2 separate regions of the Homo sapiens genome follow, and region 1 is linked to region 2. The links are chromatin loops, found by intact Hi-C in ENCODE. Cell type or tissue: HepG2. All regions are shown on one strand. Each heading gives the region's core, and the rest is flanking DNA. Links, peaks and the distances in the headings are about the cores only.

Region 1 (2,816 bases), core at 13-2,512, 100 kb after region 2:
ACCTAAAACCATGCTAAAAAATATCTATTTTTAAAATGTTAATATTATGTTGGTGCCATTTCACTGGCAAAAACTGCAATTACTTTTACACCAACCTAATACAATTAAAACAGAAAACTAAATAGCCACTGAGAAGCCTAGAGAAGATCTGGGGGTGGGGTGACCATCAAATGGACCAGGAAAGATAATTCTGCTTAAACCTTATACCCAGATTTGTCAACATTTTCATTCTCTGCCTTCCCATTTAATACCTTTAAGACCCTTCCTTCCCAATATGACTCCCCCTTTCTAGAATAATCAAAGTTTTTAAAAGCCCATTTCGATTTAAGCCCATGAAAATAATGACATCCAAAACAGCTAAGGAGCATTGTCAAAAGACAAGATTATTCTATTATCTTCTTCACTTCTTATTTTGGCTATCTCATCCTAACAACTACTGAGTTAGATTCCTGGTGCCCTGAATCTCCACTCTTGTTTTGGCAACAGATGTGATTAGAGACAAATCTGGATTAGTGAATTACTCCTTCAAGAGTCTAAAATCTATGCAGTTATATTATGTTAGAGATAAAAGGAAACTGAGTTTGGCTTTTCATTTTTTATAATAAAAAAAAAAAATGAGGCTCTGAGAAATTCAGCTACTTGCCCAAGATCACACAGCTGGTTGGTATGACTGACTGACATTTGGGGCCTCTGCTTCTATCTTGGTGCTTTCCTCTGTTCTGAATTGCTTACCAGTGGTCTAATCCTGGTTCTCAGAGGCACAGTTTTGTAACCGCCCAGTGGGTTCACTTTGCCTACTGCCCAGATAGAACCAATTTATCAAGAAAGGGGAATTACAATAGAGAAAGAGTTTAATGCACGCAGAGCTGGCTGAACAGGACACCAGAGTTTTATTATTACTCAAATCAGTCTCCTTGAAAATTTGAGGACTGGGGTTTTTTAAGGATAATTTGGCAGACAGGGGACCAGGGAGTCAGGAGTCCTGATTGGTCAGGTTGGAGATGAAATCACAGGGAGCTGACTTCTACCTTTGACACCAGACTTTAAAAAAAAAGTAACATACAAACACTTGCTACCCTTTTTTCCCCCACCACAAAGGCATCTACTAGTCACCAACTCTATTTAATTTCACTACTGACCTCTCTGTAGCATTCAGCATATTGACACCCCTTAGTCTTTAAACACCGCCCTCTGGGGGCAAAATCACTTTCCACTGAGAGAAGCACTACTCTACACTCTGCCTTAACAATTTCATTCCATCTTTGGAAATTCAACTACTACCTCCATAAGGATGGCTCCTATGCCTAGATTTTCTCTACAGGAAATCAGTCTCACAGTTGCTCTTGGCTGATGTACTTCTCTACCTGGATACATTTCTATTATCCAAACCATCAGGCGTCAAACTGAACCCTTCCCCTCCTCATTCATTATCACTGCTACCTTTTTTCAGTGCCCCACATATTAGACACTATTCTAAGCACTTTATGTGTATACTGCAATTAATTATCATGATGATGCCAAGAGGTGGCTAGTATTATTATACCCATTTACAGATGAAGAAATTGAAGAAGGGAGGTAAGAAACCTGCCCAAATTCAGGCATACAGTACGTAGCAGATTTTAAACCCAAATAGTTTGATTATACAATCTGCCTTCTGACCCAACATTATTCTCCTACAGATCCCCTTCAAATGTCAACTTGTTTCCTCTATTCCCCTTAATGACGCCATGATTTAGGCAGTTATCAGGCTCCAAACTCTGGAGTCAAGTTTTATTTTCTCCACCAGATAATAGGTCTCTTGACTTACTACTACCTCAAGGAAAAATTATGACACTTTAACTAAGGGCCCTGCAAAAAACAGTGGGCAATACATTCTGACTGAAGGTCAGAGGCTATCCCACATGTGTCCCTTTACCAGTCTGGCTGCAGAGATGTTGCCCCATATACATGAAAATCCCCTTCTTTTATTTGTATTCCCTTCCAAATACTCCCTGCTAAACACCTAGACCCATCTTCGAGGCTCCACTTTAGCACCCCCTGCTCACCCCATTTAGACCTTTTAACCTAGTCCCACTGCCCCCTGCACCACTAATTTGCTAAAACAAAATTCAAAGTCACAAAGAACTCTTGAGTGATTTGAGGACACTGGTTAGCATCTTGCTTCTAACTCCAACTTGTTCTTGATCAGCTTTCTGTCTCTTTTCATTTCCTCTTGGCCTTGAATCCTTGGCTTTCTATTCTTGGTCTCAAATCCCAGCTCTGGCCCCTTCAAACTTAGTGATTATATGTGCTCTTCACTCCCTCTGCCTTGGTGCTTGGAACACAGCTTTCTCTTATATAGTCTTTTTCTTGGCTTATAGCTTTGACTCCCAGAAACAAATGCTTTTGGATATGGTTTGGATCTGTGTCCCCACCCAAATCTCACATTCAATTGTAATCCACAATGTTGAAGGTGGGGCCTGGTGGGAGATGACTGGATCATAAGGGTGGAGTTCTCATGAGTGATTTACCACCATCCCTCTTGGTACTGTATAATGAGGGAGTTCTCACAAGATCTGGTTTAAAAATGGGTAGCACTTCCTTCCTCTCTCTCTTCCTCCTGCTCCAGCCACGTATGACATGCCTGCTTCCTCTTCACCTTCCACAATGACTGTAAGTTTTCTGAGGCCTCCCCAGAAGCCACTATGCTTCCTGTACAGCCTGCAGAACCGTGAGCCAATTAAACCTCTTTTCTTTGTAAATTACCCAGTCTCAGGTAGTTCTTTATACCAATGCAAGAATGGACTAATACACCCCCTATCTCAGTCAGACTACTC
Region 2 (2,816 bases), core at 222-2,721:
AAAATAATAGTACCTAGCACTTCAGGTTGTTATGTGATTAAAACAGTTTCATTTTCTCTGACAGAGTGGCCTGTTTAAGATAAGGAGAATTTTTGAATCTGGGTAGATTGGATTCTTGCCACTTCCTGCTATCTCATCAAAGAGCCAAACATAGAACAGGGAGGGCTATGTGAAGGAATGTGCACTTCATCAAAAGCATGCATTCCGTTAATTTAAAGAAATTATAGTATGATTATTCTATCATAGCAACAAGATATAAATAGATATTAATAAGTAAAATCAGGTTAGTTGCTGAAAAAATACCATTCATAATAAGGTTGCATTATATAAATGTTTGTATATGTAAATGTCCTGTAATGCCCATGGACTTTAATTGCTGCATTTGGCATGGAAAATTGCCAGCTCTGCTACTACTAGTGGTGTGATCTCAGGCAACATTCTTTACCTCTCTGAGCCTCAATTTCATTGGCCATAAAATGAGACTAATTTTTTTCTTGTATTAAAGGACCACATGAGATAATGTATGTAAAAAGACTGAAAACTGGAAAGTACAATAGTTTTTTAGGTATTTAATCATTGTTGTAATTAATAGCCACAGTGAAAATATATTCAAGGACAATGTAAAGATTTGAGCTTACAGTTTCAAATACCAACCTTAAGAATGATCCAGAAATACTAAACTCATGTGTTTTTTTGTTTGTTTTTAAAACTATGACATCTATAAGTTGGAGACATTTGCTTTTTGAGACATTGTCTTTTTTATTATATAATCTTTAGTCCTCATGGCATCCTCTTTAGAGACCAAACAGCAATTAGTGAACTGTTTCAGACAGAAATCTGGATGGTCCAAGATCCTGGATTAAGATAGCTCTCTTTATGAATGCATTTTCAGAGTAAACAGGAAAAGTGTATTAAACCAAGCACTTCATTGTGGATAAGGAAAATCGATATCCTGTGGGTTGGACTGTTTTTAGTCTTACTACAAAAATGGATGCACTATTTATACCTGTTTTCTCCAGTCATGGCTATTAGCTCTTCACTTCAAGTTCACTCACTCAGCCACTACGGTGGAGAGCCAGTCATTGTAGGTTAAAAGCAACTAATGTTAGACCCCTGCTGGCCTGGTCTGGCACTGCACGGGGAAACACAATCTCCGATTCTTATTAGTGGGGAAATTGGTTTACAAAAGCAGAGCTGAGACGCCAAGGATTTGGTTTTGCCTCCCTTGATATCTAGGTGCCAATATGGGAGCAAGAAGAAAAGTGGGATTTGCCTTACAATGGAGAAGTTCTTGAGGAGGAACTGGGGATTATAATCTCCCTTCAGGGCGGTTGGGACTTGGATCAGCCTGCCCCACAAGCTCCCTCTTCATTGCTAACAGCTTGGAGGCTGGCACTGAGCTTTTCCATGTGTTCACACTCATTGTTGGTTGCACTCTCCAACCTCTAGGGGGCGCAGAGGCGTTCGCCTCAGCTTTTTTTTTTTTTTTTTTTGAGACAGAGTCTCACTCTGTCCCCAAGGCTGGAGGGGGCAGTGGCGCGATCTCAGCTCACTGCAACCTCCGCCTCCCGGGTTCACGCGATTCTCATGCCTCCACCTACCGAGTAGCTGGGATTACAGGCATAAACCACCATGCCCAGCTAATTTTTGTATTTTTAGTACAGACGGGGTTTCACCATGTTGGCCAGGCTGGTCTCCAACCCCTGGCCTCAAGTGATTCACCCACCTCAGCCTCCCAAAGTGTTGGAATTAGAGGCGTGAGCCACCACGCCTGGCCTTCAGCTTTTTCATTTTGTTGCTCCAAGACAAGGAGCCGGGACTAGGAAGGGTCAAGGGCACGATGGAGCGCTCAATGATACACGTGATGCGGCTGCTACAATAGGAGTCGTCGACTGTGGGTAAAAAAGCAACCAGAATTACAATGCTTTTCCTTCTTGTGGTCTGTACTTTCTCCTCTTCTCTCGTGAAACTGGAATGAATGGGGCCCAGAGAAAACGAAGCACAGAACAAGAGAAGGATAGCAAGAAGGGCCCAAACAAAACAAGAGCCTCAAATGGGCAAAGCTTTTGTTTTGGGGAAAGGGATCTCGGTTAATGCTCCTGTTTGGTAGAAATCAGACATAACAGGAATGAGGTTAGGGAGTGGTAAAGTGGTAAGGGGCTTGGCTCCACTTCCAACTCAGTGTTTTTGGTTAACATGAATAGGTAAACCCTAAAGGATTGGGATTGGGGAATCATGAGAGATGGGAAAAATCCCACTTTTCTTTGCTTGAACATGGCCTAGCAGATGACCTTTTCTTCTCACAGTAGAGAGCTCTAAGGAAGGTTATCAAAGTCCAAAAGTTAGGGTTTTAACTCATTTGACCTACTCTACTGGCCCTATGACTTGAAGGTCACAGTCGTGAGATGGGATTATACTGAGAACCAGGGTATCGTTCAACAATGTTCCTTGATCTCTTCCTCATTAGGGCTTGTGCCTCTTCAGAGTTTGGCTGGAGTGACACAAATCCACTCTTCCCAGTTAAAGATAAGTCATCCTGATTAGCTTCCCAGAGAATGTTCTGTGATTGCAGGAAGGAAAGTTGTGATTGCCAATCTGAACTTGGAGGCCTCAGTGATTTTCGGAAGCACTGTTTGCTGGGCTGAGTCAGCAGAGACAAACCTAACCTTGATTTTCTGGAGAGTGTTCTTCTACAAGGACAGATCCTCAGACACTTAGCCCGTCCCCTATTAATGAATACTGACGTCATTACCACATTTTTTGCCCTTAAAAGCAATGCTACATGATCATTCTTATGCAAAAAGCTTTGTACCTAT

Evidence for each region. A loop is a pair of places that touch in the nucleus more often than their neighbours do. Peaks named below come from ENCODE experiments on the same cell type or tissue, not always from the same donor. Only the 100,000 strongest peaks of a DNase experiment are listed, where the experiment ranks them.
Region 1: a loop joins it to region 2, with 2.0 times the contacts of the local background. A loop is called at or near these places in 3 of 110 quality-filtered maps.

Annotation. Positions count from the first base shown.
Region 1 is chr11:35,715,629-35,718,444 of GRCh38, reverse strand. All of the region lies in intron 2 of TRIM44 (tripartite motif containing 44), which reads right to left. Among named protein-coding and RNA genes, the nearest start is that of TRIM44, 54 kb to the right of the region's middle. RefSeq lists an enhancer at 1,227-1,276. In HepG2, for the core only: a CTCF peak has its summit at 1,183 (motif pointing left); no DNase peak of the experiment used is centred there.
Region 2 is chr11:35,820,597-35,823,412 of GRCh38, reverse strand. No RefSeq gene overlaps it. Among named protein-coding and RNA genes, the nearest start is that of LDLRAD3, 120 kb to the left of the region's middle. In HepG2, for the core only: CTCF peaks have their summits at 1,117 and 1,445 (motif pointing right); DNase peaks (open chromatin) are centred at 1,112 and 1,422.